Regions from separate parts of the Mus musculus genome. Here all the other regions are linked to region 1. Evidence: chromatin loops called from intact Hi-C (ENCODE). Cell type or tissue: gastrocnemius. All regions are shown on one strand. Links, peaks and the distances in the headings refer to the core of each region. The heading gives the core; the rest is flanking DNA. Region 1 overlaps Gm40687 (a long non-coding RNA gene). Region 2 overlaps Ank3 (ankyrin 3, epithelial). Region 3 overlaps Ccdc6 (coiled-coil domain containing 6).

The links. A loop is a pair of places that touch in the nucleus more often than their neighbours do. Peaks named below come from ENCODE experiments on the same cell type or tissue, not always from the same donor. Only the 100,000 strongest peaks of a DNase experiment are listed, where the experiment ranks them.
Region 2: a loop joins it to region 1, with 5 times the contacts of the local background. A loop is called at or near these places in 22 of 42 quality-filtered maps.
Region 3: a loop joins it to region 1, with 7 times the contacts of the local background. A loop is called at or near these places in 16 of 42 quality-filtered maps.

What each region holds. Positions count from the first base shown.
Region 1 is chr10:70,294,356-70,299,159 of GRCm38, reverse strand. All of the region lies in intron 2 of Gm40687 (a long non-coding RNA gene), which reads right to left. Among named protein-coding and RNA genes, the nearest start is that of Gm33704, 3.4 kb to the right of the region's middle. In gastrocnemius, for the core only: a CTCF peak has its summit at 2,150 (motif pointing right); a DNase peak (open chromatin) is centred at 2,173; H3K4me3 peaks cover 271 bases.
Region 2 is chr10:70,019,329-70,024,132 of GRCm38, reverse strand. Ank3 (ankyrin 3, epithelial) reads right to left here. Exons shown (of 43, transcript NM_146005.3): 43 at 1-301. Among named protein-coding and RNA genes, the nearest start is that of Ccdc6, 75 kb to the left of the region's middle. In gastrocnemius, for the core only: a CTCF peak has its summit at 2,275 (motif pointing left); a DNase peak (open chromatin) is centred at 2,274; H3K27ac peaks cover 2,175 bases.
Region 3 is chr10:70,171,275-70,176,078 of GRCm38, reverse strand. Ccdc6 (coiled-coil domain containing 6) reads right to left here. Exons shown (of 9, transcript NM_001111121.1): 6 at 912-1,068. Among named protein-coding and RNA genes, the nearest start is that of Mrln, 31 kb to the left of the region's middle. In gastrocnemius, for the core only: a CTCF peak has its summit at 2,590 (motif pointing left); a DNase peak (open chromatin) is centred at 2,588; H3K27ac peaks cover 233 bases.

The sequences.
Region 1 (4,804 bases), core at 758-3,257:
TTTTTTTAATGATCCCCAAAGGCATGTTTTTCTATTTCTTTCTTAAAATTCTCTGTCCCCCTCTGAGCCTCCCAGCTGACCATAGACACTTTCCTTAACCCTCTGGCTAAGATAGGTGTGTAGGACCTCACAGCCTTCCACATTGTGCTGTGAAGGATGTAGGGAGCATGATCGGGCCACCTCTCCATGAAAGGTCACCTCCATGTCTGTGTGTCTTAGGAGGGTGCTATTTGAAAGGGTAGCATGTGAAAACCCGGGAGATAGATGAGTATCTTTCTACATAGGGTCATGAAACAGGTCTTGGGAAAGGCTTTCTAGTATAGGTTAAGAGGACACAATTTAAAACAGATCTGCTTCTCCCCCACTCCCTGACCTGGCCACAGCCATACCTTCACCCCATCATTCAGCTTAGTACAACAGAGACCACCCAGCCTAGGTCAGATGGTTGTGAATGGTCACATGGGTGCTGGGAACCAACCCTGGGTCCTCTGAGAAGAGCGGCAAGTGGTCTTAACTGCCGGGCCATCCACCCTGCCCCATCTCCACCCGTTCCAGTGTCCTCTGTGAGGATGCCTTACTTGCCAGTGTTGAGTTCTGTGACTCACTGGCTGAGGCTGCCTCCGAGTCTGCTCCCGCACCAGGATGGGAACTTGCAAGTCCTGAGTTAGACATCTCAGCTCCCAACTTCTCTCCTGATGCCAGGACTAACAGAAGATCTTAGGTACTGTTCAGAAGCTCAATACCTTCTTCCCATAAACCTCTAGCCTCTGCCCCTCAGACATACGTACGTGTGTAGACGTATAGATGTGTAAAGCTACAGATGGTGCACAGACATCCGACCTCCTGAAGTGCCTCACGCTGACACACCCTCGCGGAGAAAGGACCAAATTCCGTCACTGGCTCCCATTGATGAACATCTCCCATAGAACCCACATAATGAGAACTTTTATGCTAAGGTTGGGATGTCAGGTAAAAGCTTAAATTGTTTCCCTACAAAATTGGACTTTAAAGGCTTTTGATGCCTTAACGGAAATGAAAAATACACTTAGGAACTCTAAGTGCTGGGGCCACCGGGTGGGAAGGACTTTGTATTTCTGAGGTACTCTATTTAGCAAGGCCTCCCAAAGCCACCGTGGCCATGGGGAAACTTCTGCTCTGGCAGCCATAAGCCTCAGTAAAAACTTGAAGCAAAGAGCAGACTCAGCTTCATGGGGTCATCTCTCCTGCAAGACCCGGCAAAGTCAGGGTCTGGGGCTGATTTTATTTCCAGTCTGAAATTGCAGGTGGCTTATGACTCAGGGGACAGGGGTGTGCAGCATACAGAAAAATCATTGAGGGAGAAGGAGGGGGCATGTGTTGCCCAGCTCTGTTGATGAAAACCACTGTTCCTGTCCCTTGTTGGAACATGATTGAGGAACCTTCTGTGTGTTCACACGTTGTCCCCATGCATAGAAGCCAGAGGAAAACTTGGGGTGTCATTACACAAGCGCCATCCATCCACCTTGTCTTCAGAGACAGGTCTCTCCTTGGCCCGGAACTCACCAAGTAAACTAGAGTGGCTGGCCAGCCAGTGGAATCGGCTTGTCTAAACCAACCCAGAGTTGGGACACCGATCCCCTGTGTGAGTTCTGTGGTTCAAACTCAGGCCCCCCAGCTGCAAGGCAAGTACTTGACTGACTGAGCCATCTCCCTAGCCCTCACACTCCTTCCTTGATACAGGGATTTCCAAGCATATAAGGCTTGGAATAAGACAATATTATTGTATTGTCAAGCATAGTAGGCTGCAACCAGCCTTATCAGACTTTATTATCTTTACATATTTGCTTATTTTTGTTGCTTGTTTGTTTTGGACTGGTCATGGCCAGAGCTAACTCCAATGGACAGACCACATACATTTAGGCTTAGGACAGGATTCTGTCTAAACGACAGAGGAGCAGCCTGGAATTTATGCTTCCTCTTTGTTCCGGCTGTAGTCACTACAGCGACTGAACTCTCCGCAGGCAGCTCGACCCCTAGGAGACGGTGCATATTCAGTAACAAATCTCATTTCCTCTCAGACTAAAGGCGATTACAAAAGCCAGCTGGTCCTTCCAGGCTGTTCTGCTAGGTGAGACCTAGATGCGGGAGGCCATTTTCGGATTTTTCACAAGTACCACAAGGTGGCGCAAGAGTACAGGGAATAACTCTTATGCATGCAGGGCTCGCCCTATGGAGAAGACCGAAGGCAAAGAAGCCCCCATCTCAGGTGGCTCGAAAAGAGGCCTGGGTAAGGCCTCAGCTCACTACGCATCTCCACCTATCCTCAGGAACCCAATGGCGCCTGTGTTCAGGAGCTCAAGGGTGCAAGTAAACTATGCCTGAGTCTTCAAGGAAGCTTTAAAGAGGGGTAAGGCTCAGCTTCCATGGCCAAGGCAGGGCTAACAGGCCAGGTAACTAATATAATTGCACCGGGAGCTGAGCCAGCTAATATGATTTTGGCACAACCTGCACACGTTAAAGGCTGGGAAGGTTGACAGAGGAGTGGGGGTGGGGCGGGAGTTGGGGGGCGGGGCACCAAATCCCCAGAAAGCTGGGAAGGGAGGGAGGGAGGGAGGGAGGGAGGGAGCGAGCCTTCCTCATAGGCCTGTGGGGAGGGGTCACCACATGTGGCCTCTCTGTGCTCTCTGGATTTTGAGATAGACTTTTAAAAAGTCAAAGTCTCTCATTAATCATCAATCTCATTAATTAGTCATATACTGATTACATGTTTAGCATTTTGTGCCTCTCAAGCAAGATGAAACAGCAAAATTAATTTCTCCTGTTTCTTTTCTTCTAAGAAAATGTCTCGCTGTATATTTGGTACATGTACCTTCTTCAGATGCTGCCATTCAATGGTGCTTGAGAAATACTGAAGTGCTTCTGGTCCACTGAGGAAAAATAGAGTCTTTAGTCCCTCGGCTCCCGTGTCCCGACTGCCTGCCTGAAGTCCTATCCAGTTAGGCTGGGGGCCTCTTGGTTCCCTGTGCCCATTCCAAGGTGCCCACAATGTCCTGGACCCCAAAGAGGTTGACATTCTTTTTATTGGGGGGGGGGGGTTCAAGACAGGGTTTCTCTGTATAGCCCTGGCTGTCCTGGAGCTCACTTTGTAGACCAGGCTGGCCTCGAACTCAGAAATCTGCCTGCCTTAACTCCCAAGTGCTGGAATTAAAGGCATGCGCCACCATGCCCTGCTGAGGTTGACATTCTTGGTGGTAGCAGCAGAGCCCTGAAGATAAATGTCAGGCTCTTGCTTGGGACGCCTTCCTTAACCTCCGAGGCTGCTGCAGAGGGAGTCGTCAGCTTTTCCTTGCTGGGATGAGATTCCTGAGAGAAATGATTTGGTAGCCTAACAGTTTCAGTGCCCTTGGCACCCTCCCTCAGACTACACAGGACACCCCTGGAGTGCACACTGCATTCTGGGACTCCACACAAAGCCCACCTCCAGTCCCAGCCTCTGCCTGGCACCTTGGACTCCTGGACTCTGCTAACCTCTCAAATTCAGAATGGCTTTCTCCAAGGAATACTGAGATGAGTGTCCTGGTCCTCGGGTTCCCCACCAGCAGCAACACCTTCAGGTTAGGCTACAGAATGCAGAAACGGTAACGAGGATCCCAAAGCTCATTTTCACACACACACACACACACACACACACACACACACACACATGAACTTTTTATCTGACAATTAAATTATAATTGAGCATCCTAGATTTTATCTGGCAAGCAACATAACATGCTGCTGTAATGTTGTAAACCAAGAGCCGCTCCGACTTCTCTCCCTGACTCCCACCTACACAATCAGCACCTTTAACATTTTCTCCTATATGAGATCCATATGCACCTGTGAAGAATATTCAAGGGGCTGGAGAGATGGCTCAGTGGTTAAGAGCACAGACTGCTCTTCCAAAGGTCCTGAGTTCAATTCCCAGCAACCACAGGGTGGCTCACAGCTGTCTACGATGGGATCCGATGCCCTCTTTTGGTGTGTCTGAGGACAGCAAGAGTATGCTCACGTACATAAAATAAATAAATAATTTTAAAGAAATATTCAAATGGTCAGAAGAAAATGAAGGGTAAGATTTCTCCTACAAGACGCAACCATTCCTTTAGTTTTCGTCTATATCATCCCCAAAACCAAAATGCATAAGTATGTGTATGTATTGCCACAATCCCTGCCCTGGAAGAGACACCAACAGCGTCTACCCCTTCTCCTAAGGTCCTGATGACAAACTGAAGTACAAGTTCATCATAGTTCCCCAGGGAGAAACAGTGAGTTTATGGCACTTACAGGATGTCTTTCTTAGGGTTTCTATGGCTGTGGGGAGATGCCATGACCAAGGCAACTCTTATAAAGGACAACATTTCATTGAGGCTGGCTTATGGGTTCAGAGGTTCAGTCTATTGCTGGCATGGGAGGAAGCATGGTAGCTTGCAGGCAGACCTGGTGCTGGAGAAGGGGGCTGAGAGTTTACATCTGGATCGCCAGGTGGCAGGAAGAGAATCACACTGGACCTAGCTTGAACATCTGAGATCTCAAAGCCCTTTACATACACACACACTTCTTCCACCAAGACCACACCTCCTAATAGCACCACTCCTATGAACCTATGCGGGCCCTTTTCTTTCAATCCACCACACAGAGCATTGGGTGAGGGGTTATAGACATGAGCGTGGATAACCTTAAAGTAGCCATGCCGGAAAGCCTGTATCCAGCGGGGATGTCGGCTTTCCCTCTGCTGCATAGATAGAACCCCTCCTCTCATCCTTGACTTCTGTTAGGGCAGAAC
Region 2 (4,804 bases), core at 996-3,495, 280 kb after region 1:
AAATGACACTAAATTACTTGAGACCGGGTCTGAAGAACATGGCTTCCTGTGTCGTACACTGCACTTGCTCAGTGTGCATTTCAGTGCCGGGAATGAATGTGAGTTTCCATGCTTTGTAGATCGGCTCATGCTAAATGAAAGAAAAAATGTGATTTTCGTTTTCCTTCTGCGTTTACAAAAAAAAAATCGTGTCACTGACGTGTGGTGGAAGCAGCTGACCCACACTCCACTCTTGGTGACTATTTTTCTTCCTGCTGATCTCTGGTGAGTTTCTCAATACTGGCAGTATGACCAAGTGGTCCTGCAGAGAGGGAAACAAATGGGAGGCGGTAAGTTTAGTTTTCATTGTCTGCTTTGTATTTTATTTTATCTTTGTGGTTTTTTTGGATACGGGGTCTCATGTAGCCTAGGTTGGCCTTGAACTTGCTGTGTAACCTAGGATGACCTTGAACTCCGGATCATCCCGCCTCTGCCACAGTAACTAGGGTTTGTGGTGCTGGGGTCTAAAACCTGGGATCCCTGCACTCTAGCAAATATTTCACCAACCGAGACACAGCTTTGGCCTTTCTATATATAAAAGGAGAGCTTGCCGAGGACATCTTTGCTGTTCACCGTCCAGGGTTCAGAGACTGAGGACCCTCGGCTTGTTAATAGGGTGTTCTTGGTAAGTACCTCAGGGGACCAGGCCCTAGGGGATCCAAGAAAGCGCCCAGAAATCAGTGCTATTGGCTAGGTGATTCTGAGAGTTATCACACAATCTTCCTGAGCTTGTGGCTTTCAAGGATGAGTTGGGAGTATCCTGAAACTGGGATAATACAGGGCTCCTCAGCTACTCAAGAGCTGTTTGTCGCTCCTTGGCCTGCACCCCAAGAAGACAAGTTTTGTCCCTTGCTCTCCCTGCTTCGTAGAAGAGTCTCGCCTTCTCCTTCAAGTCCGGAAGCTGATTTCCACCTCGAGGCAGGAATGATTATAAGAACAAACAAAACAAAACAAAACACCAAACCTTTTCAGTCACAGGCAAATCTTTTCTGAAGCTCACAGAGAACCTTTAGAATCTTGCTTACCCAGGGGCAGGGACTGAAGCATCCTAGTGACCTTCAGGTTGTTTATTCAGACACGTTTTTTCCTGGATGGAGCACCCAGGTCACCCCATCCTGGGTAAACTCCCTGGAACTGCTCGCTCGTCCCCTGGTCTCCTGTTATGGGTCTGACTGTGTGTTTTTTTTTTTTTTTTTTTTTAAGGGACTGACCTCCCCGCCCCAGGTCACCAGTGACTGGAGCCAAGAACACCAAAGTACCCACTCCTCTGAGATTTCAACACTTGTGCTCCTCCAAGGACAGAAAGTGACTCACTTTCAGTAGATCCAATTACAGAGGGTGGGCAAACCCTGTCGATCAGGATTTTCACACCTTGGTTGCTGTCATTAAATCCAAATCTTCCAGGCACCAGGCTGCTTAGGTGGCTCAATCATGGTTGCCCTCTTCACTCTGGGCAAACTCGCAGCAGTTTTATCTAAACTTGCCCTTGAGTCTCCCAGTTTCCTTGGGATGTGAAATTTTAACCCACCTCTTCTATGACAAGTTTAATAAGGTCTAGTAAGTTTCTACAAACATGAGACAGGATGGGTGAACTCTCACCCATTTCTTTATATTTTCTAATAACCAAGCTAACGTCCCAAGTTAAATTTGTATTAAAAAACAAAACAAAGCCTGTCTCTTCTCAGTGTAAGCCAATATTGTCTTTCTAGACAGAGTGGATGGCTTTTACAGCTTTTTGTTTTATATATGTGTGTGTGTGTGTGTATGTGTGTATATATATATGTGTGTATATATATGTATATATATATATAAAGATTTATTTATTATTCTATGTAAGTACACTGTAGCTGTCTTCAGACACTCCAGACAAGAGCATCAGATCTCATGATCATATGGTTTTGAGCCACCATGTGGTTGCTGGGATTTGAACTTAGGACTTTCAGAAGGGCAGTCAGCGCTCTTATTCGCTGAGCCATCTCTCTAGCCCCGTTTTTACAGCTTCTTAATATTGGGTTAATTATATCCTGCCCTCTGTATGTTGCTATTTTTAAAAAGCAGTAGTCATCCTTCAAATCTTTCTTGTTCTTAGGTGGCCAGAATGTAGGTCCCAACCCCATGGGTTTAGCAATGCTAGTGTGGCAAAACATTTCCTACCGAGAACAGCATCGCACAGAGAGGACGAGGACCTTGGCTAAGCAACTTGCTAGAAAACCACCTGAGGTGAGAGCGCCCTCTGATGGACGGGATGTTGTGGACAGGCTCCACGATGACATTTCAGAAATGGAATCTGGAGCTCTGTGAGCACAGCTAACAGAAAGAACTTAAGAAACTTTAGAAGGATGCCGGGCAGTGGTGGCGCATACCTTTAATCCCAGCACTCCGGAGGCAGAGGCAGGCGGATTTCTGAGTTTGAGGCCAGCCTGGTCTACAGAGTGAGTTCCAGGGCAGCCAGGGCTACACAGAGAAACCCTGTCTCGAAAAACCAAAAAAAAAAAAAAAAAAAAAAAACAGAAACCTTGGAAGGAGGGGTGTGCCTGTGGGCTAGGCGTAGCCTTCTGAATGTAAAAAATGGGAGTGTAGAAAGAATATCACAGATACTCTGATACTGATTCATTGTCACTTTAAGAAACATGTTAAATGATACTTACAAAACACGGCTCCAGATCTAGCAAAGGCTCAGGTGCTGACCTGAGAGCCAATTTAGAGTCCCATGGAAGTACTCAGGTTTGTTTGTTTGCTTTTTGTTTTGTTCTGAGCCCAGTACACACTGGAGGATTTATCTCTCACATCTACTGGAGTCACATTCTCTCCTGGTTCTCAAACTTTATGGCTGTACAATATGACTTAATGAGCCCCAGTGTCCAGTCCACGCCACGCCCACAGGGGCCAGTGATGAAAACCAGCAACCACTCCCACGCCAACTCTCTAGTTAGTTCTAGCGTTCGATCAAGCCACAGTGCCAACGATGGGTCCTGGGAGCATGCTTCCCAAAGCTTAATGTGTACACAGACATCTGGAGGGGTTTTATAGATCAAGAGTAAATCTAGACATTCGTTTCTAAGACTTTGATGCTGCCAGTGTTTACCTCTAGCCCTACTCTGAAAATAAAGACTGCATACCTCATCAGGTATACACATGTGGTGGTTTAAATGTTTAACCCAGGGAGTGGTACTATTGGGAGGTGTGGTCTTGTTAGAAAAAGTGTGTCACTGTGCGAGTGGGCTCTGAGACCCCACTCTTAACCACATGGGAGCCAGACTTGTCTTGTTTGCCTTTGGAACAAGAGGTAGAACTCTCAGCTCCTCCTGCACAATGCCTGCCTGGGTTCTGCCATGCTCCCACTTTGATGATAATGGACTGAATCTCTGAACCTGCAAGCCAGTCCCGTCCCAATTAAATGTTGTCCTTATAAGAGTTGCCTTGGTACCAGGAGAGCCAGGGCTATACAGAGAAACCCTGTCTCGAAAAACCAAAAAAAAAAAAAAAAAAAAAAAAGAGTTGCCTTGGTCATGGTGTCTGTTCACAGCAGTAAAACCCTAACTAAGATGACACAGGATAGCAAATTATCTTTTGCTGCTCCTGAATCTGTATCTACGTAGACTTCCTTCTCTAATCAACATGTATGGAATTCCTCAAGTTCCTTTTAAATTCTGGCTCCTTGAAAGTGCAGACCCTAGACTCTAAAGAGGCAGAACCTCCTTTGTACATCACCTCTCCCCTGAGGGACTTCATGGGGTCTTGCTGTTCACACAGGAAATGCCCTGTTCTTCCCTTCACACCCCTCCCATGTCTCTTCCCCTGCTGGGTTAGTTGGACTACAGACTGTAAGTTATCACAATTTATTCCCTTAATATATAGAGACATTTCATAAGTTCTGTAACTCTAGAGAACTCTGACTAATACAGCATGTCTGTGCATGCATATATATATATATATATGCACACCACAATGTATGTATGGAGGGGACAACTTGTGGCAGTTGGTTGTGTCCTTCTACCATGTGGGTCCCAGGGATTGAACTCGGGTGTCTTAGTTACTTTTAAATTGCTGTGCTGAGACTCCACGACCAATGCAATTTATAGAAGAAAGAGTCCATTGGAGGTTTACAGTTTCAGGGGGTGAGCCCCAAACTATCAAACCAGGGAACACAGGAATAGGTAAGCTCTCAAGCAGGCAGAGAACTTATATTTCAACCCACAACCATGAGGCAGAGAAAGGGAGAGGGGGAGAGGGGGAGAGGGAGGGAGAGGGGGAGACTGAAGAGAGAGAGAGAGAGAGAGAGAGAGAGAGAGAGAGAGAGAAAGAGAGTGCTAACTTAGAATGGTGAGGGCTTTTTAAACCTCAAAGCTCACACCCCCACTGACATACTTCCTCCAATAAGGCCACACCTCCTAGTCCTTCCCAAACAGTTCAATCAACTGTGGAGCCAAGTATTCAAATATGGGCCTACAGGGCCATTCTCATTCAAACCACTACATTAGGCTTGGTGGCAAGCACAGTCACCTGTGGAGCCATCTTCCTGGCCCTATTTCTTTTTAAAAAGCAGTAATTTTCATTACAAAATGAAACTATAATCAAAAATTAAGGTTTACTTTTCCTTTAATTTTAGTTTTCGGTTTTTCTTTTCTTGTCTTTTTTTCTCTCTCCTTCCTTATTCCCTCCCTCCCTCCCTTCCACCCTCCCTCCTTCCTTCCTTCTTTCCTTTCTCTCTTTTTGGAGACTGAGTCTCATTCTTGCCTTGAATTCTGGATCTTCTTGCCTCCGT
Region 3 (4,804 bases), core at 1,481-3,980, 120 kb after region 1:
CTATGTCAGGGAAAACAAAACAAAGCAATAACCACACACCCCCCCACCCCCCCCACACCCCCCCCCCCCAACAGCAAACCCCAGCCACTGCTCTGTAATTCCTACAGCCTGGAGTCTTTCTGATCAGGATTGTGAAGAGAAGAGAATTTCCAAAGAAAATCGATGCATACGAGCTAAATAGTAAACTCAGTGGGGTTTAAAACAAAGAATCAGAGTGGGGGGGGGGGCACAGCTGGCAAGAAGGAGGGCGAGTTGAGAGTCATAGATAAGAAAATGACCTAAATTCAATATATTCACGTTTGAAATTATCAAGGAATTTGTTTGTTAAAGCTTGGAGAAGTTTACTGACAAATGAGGTAACATTAAAAACAAAACAAAACAAAACAAAACAAAAACCTTAAAGGGGGGAAAAAATCACTGAAATGTTTGCAATTGGGAGAAAAATCCTGCTAAATGTGCCTGTGATGTGTGCATCCAAGTATGTGAGCTTATTTATTTCCTCCCATTACTAGAAACAGGGGCAGCAGCAAATATATTTCTCTAGTATTTCTGCTTACATTCCTTTAAACATCTGTGTTAAAAATTTAAAAGCAAAACAAATGCCAGCCCTTCCCCTCCGGTGCAAGCAGGGTATTCAATCTTGCGCATACCCTACCGTGGGCATGTGCGCTAACTTGATGTTCTTCACCACGGTCCCAGAGATAGTTAAGCTCTCCCCTTCTAGAACATAGACATTTTAACTTATGTGTGTGGCTGTCCCGCCTGCAAGGATGCCTGTATACACAAACATGCTGGCCGTCTGGCCCGAAGCAAAAAGAGGGCACTGGACCTCCTGGGACTAGAGTCATAGAGATGGTGTCTGTGGGAAGCGGGGGGTGGGGGCGGGGCTGGGGCAGAGCACGGGTACCAACCTCTCATCATCCATCTCCAGGCTGGACTCGCTCTCCGAGAGCTGGCGACACAGCGCTTCCCTCCTCTCCATCTCCCTCTGGAGCTTCCGCTGTAGCCGCAGGTTCTCTTCCCTCATGTGCCGCTCCTCCTCCAAGTACTGGGCCATCTTCTCCGAGTCTGGAAAGCCAGAGCTTGCCATTAAAACCGTGCTCCAAGCAATCATTACCCCACACTGGGGTGGCCTTGGCCTACCACGGGAGACCAGGGTTTAAAATTTTGCCTAAGTTTCAAGGTTTACAGAGGGGTTACATTAACTACAATTTAGTAAACAATCTAATGGCCTGCTGGGAGAGGTGTTTCCACCCTGTTCCCTCTCGTTCACAGGACAGGGGCTCCAGGCGCATACATGACATAGCTGGAGTTGAGTTTCATTGGCTGCCTTGTCAGACTTCCTTCTCCACTGTGGGGGCTGGGAGAGAGGGAGCCCAGTTAGGGAGATAGACTGGCCCACTGGTTTCCCTCTAGACTGCCTGTCTAATCTAAACAGACCATGGGGGTTGGGGGACTTGCCACGCTCATTAGCGCATCCTCCATGCTCAGTGGAGCAACTCTCAGTCGTGTGCCAGCTTCAGCTACAGGTAACAGTCTTGTAAAAGAGAACTTTATACAGTCAACAAAACCCCTTTCCCACCTAGTGTATGTAAGCCTCGTGTGTGTGTGTGTGTGTGTGTGTGTGCATACAACCTCTGGGAACGACTTCACTCATATGGGTCTACGGATCAAACTCAGGTCCTTGGGCTTTGCGGCAAGCCTTTTTACTCACTGAGCCATCCTGCCTGCCCAGTGACTTCTGATGACCATGACACTAGTGTGCAATGCCCAGGGAGGCAAGAGGACTTCCGTTCCTTCGAGCTGAGACGACAGCGGCTAGGAATGGAAGATTCCCCTCCTGAACAGTAGTCTTAACCACTGAACCGTCTCTTCAACCTGAACCCTGTTTCAGAAATTAAAATGCTCGGATTATTAGACCCGACTACGTAGACTAAACACTACATCTCTCAGCTGTTCTGAACGCAGTCTGGAGACTCCCGCTGCCTAACCCACATGCAAAGTCTTTTTACTGAAGTGATTGGGGGTGGGGGTTATTTACCAAGCTTGATTTTCAAATGAACAGCTTAAAATCAGTCTCCCCAAGCATGTTTGTGTGCACAATTTATAACCGAGCTCAACAGAGAGCACCGGGTGGCCCTGGGCATCACGACTACTGCTCAGAGCGAGATGGCGAAGACAGAGCAAAAGTTCCCAGAGCCGAAGATTCCCAAGGCTCCAAGAACAGAAATTTAAGAGGAAGCATTGTATTTTCAGAAGAAACTGCCATTCAGGCTGGGCATGAGATACATGTCTATATTCCCAGCACCTGGGGGTGGGTTAAGGCAGGGGTGCTGAGAATTTGAAGTCAGCCTCGACAAAAATACACACCATAACAAAAAATACAAGGAGAGGGTAAGTCGTTAGCATATGGGGACTCTCAGCAGAGGAATGCTGAGACACTCAGTAACTTTGAGATAAGAATGTCACACCAGGTAGAACTACAGGGCTTCCTGTCAATTCAGCAATTTAACTCATATGCCAGCAGGGCCCCAGTGCACCCCCAGTGTCAGGACCCAAGTGTAGGACCCAAGGCCTCCCTTGGGCGCCCTCTGCTGGTACACTGTGACCTTCCTCTCTCACACAGCTCTCTGGATCTCAGAGATTACCCTCATCACCCTTATAGTCTGCTACCTCCTGAAATGTAATCAAAGGTGCCATCCGGTGAGGGTGGCACCAAATCAGCTTCAGAGTGACAAGCAGGCTGTTCCCTGTCCCCTTCCCAGGTACAGACCACATGGGGACTGAGCCCCAAGGCAGAGTGAAAGGCTCAACTCAAACTGAGAAGTCTAGAGACTTGTTCCAGTCAGGGCTGAAGGCTGAGGGGCTTAACTGCCACAGCTACAACCAAGGAGGAGCAAGCCACGTGATGCAGAGTTGGAGACCAAGGGAAGACGGGATAAACCATTAACACGGCCTCCTAAGCCAGAGACCACTTTGAGGGGTTGAATGTGCCTTTCACAGGGTCGCTGAAGACCGTCAGAAAACAGATAGTTACATGAAGATCCCTAACAGCAGCAAAATTATAGTTATGAAGTAGCAACAAAAACAATTTATTGGTTGGGGGGGTGGTCACCACAGCACGAGGAAGTGTATTAAAGGGTCACAGCATTAGGAAGGTTGAGAACCACTGCTTTAAGCCTTATGAAAACCAGCTGACCAATGCCGACAGCTTCTTTGAACCAGGCTTTTTTTGTCCTGAGGTAGGGTGGAGTGGGGGGTATCACACTAGCATTCACAGATGTCTTCAGGGAGATCTGCAGGCCTTTCAAAGACCAGGCCCTGAGTGCCAAGGGATGGGGATAAAGCGTCCTTCCCTTCCCTCAGCGCCTCCCAGCCAAGCACAAATGAGGAAGGAGAAAGGGAAGCTGGCTGGCCTGGGAAGAGGTGCAAACCAAGCTGCCTACCACTCCAGAACATTCTGAGCTAGCTCATCTGGTTTCGTGGAGCATCTAGAGGCGCTCATCTGAGACATACCTCCAGATTACTTGGACTAAAAAAAAATAAAAGAACATTTCAGAGGACTTCAGTGTAGTCCTCAAAGGACTGAGAGAACCACCCAGTGCCGCAGCTACAGGGCTACCTACAGACCCAACCGAACAAAGACAAAAGGGCTTTTGCAGGTGTGATTATGCCAGGGATCCAGGTGTGGCGAGAGAATCCTGGATTATCAGGGTGTGTGTAAGACACAAGGGTGAGTCAGAGTGTGAGGGAGAGCAGAGCAGAGAGGACATGTGAGAGCCACAGCAGAGGCACAGATGGAGCCCAATGCTGCACACAAGATGCTCTGACCTGGGTCCATTTGCACAACTGGGCCTATGCTTGCTACAGTAAAAATAAGAACACACCATACTTTTGAAGGCCTCCAGGATTGAGATTTACCATCCAAGAGAGAACTACTACCACTACCACTACCACTACCACTACCACTACCATTACCACTACTACTACTACTACTACTGAACGCACCTTCAGGGGAGACAGAAGGTAGAGGCCTGAGACCATCAGTATACATCTACTGAGTGGGCTGGCCTGCTCAGGATCTGCCCAAGGAGGCAGTTGTGCATAGAGAGACTCGTGTGCAAGCACAGCACAGTAGCTGGGGCACATCATCAGACAAAAAGGATCCTTCAGGTATGGGACACACCTACCACACCAAGCCTGCCAGAGTGACCTGGATCTCTTCACCCTACACGGTGAGAGAAGACAACCTACCCCTCCCCCCTCCTAAGTTGTTCTCTGACCAACTTGTGAGCACCAGGCCACGTGCACACGCGGTACATGAATAAATGTAGTAAGAATGTTTTGAAAAGGAATCCTCTGAAAAGACCATTTCATGTATGGAATAGTCGGTCCTTACGGAGGTCCCAAGGCAGCTGTGTCAAAAGCTTGGAGAAACAACCAACTGCAAGACAAGCTGTTTTTAACAGCATTTTCAAAGAGAAAGACGCAGAAAGGGTCATGCTTACTGTGTGGCTCTCAGTATGAAGCAATTCTGTAAGCGTGCGCGCATCTGAGAGCATACGAGGTGCGCCTGCGCAGACTGCTCACCTGGAAGTAACAGAGACAGGGAAGATCTTCCCCGGACAGTATTACCTCAAGGAAGAAACGTCTGCAGCCAAACATCAGAAGTACGGCAGACCCCTAAAAATGCAGAGAAGCCTAGACAGGCTCAAAAACCCAGAACCTTGATTTCTACAACACCTTGGCCTTTTCCAAAATCCTAAGTATGCATTTCAATAGCACCTGTTCGGCAAATACCATG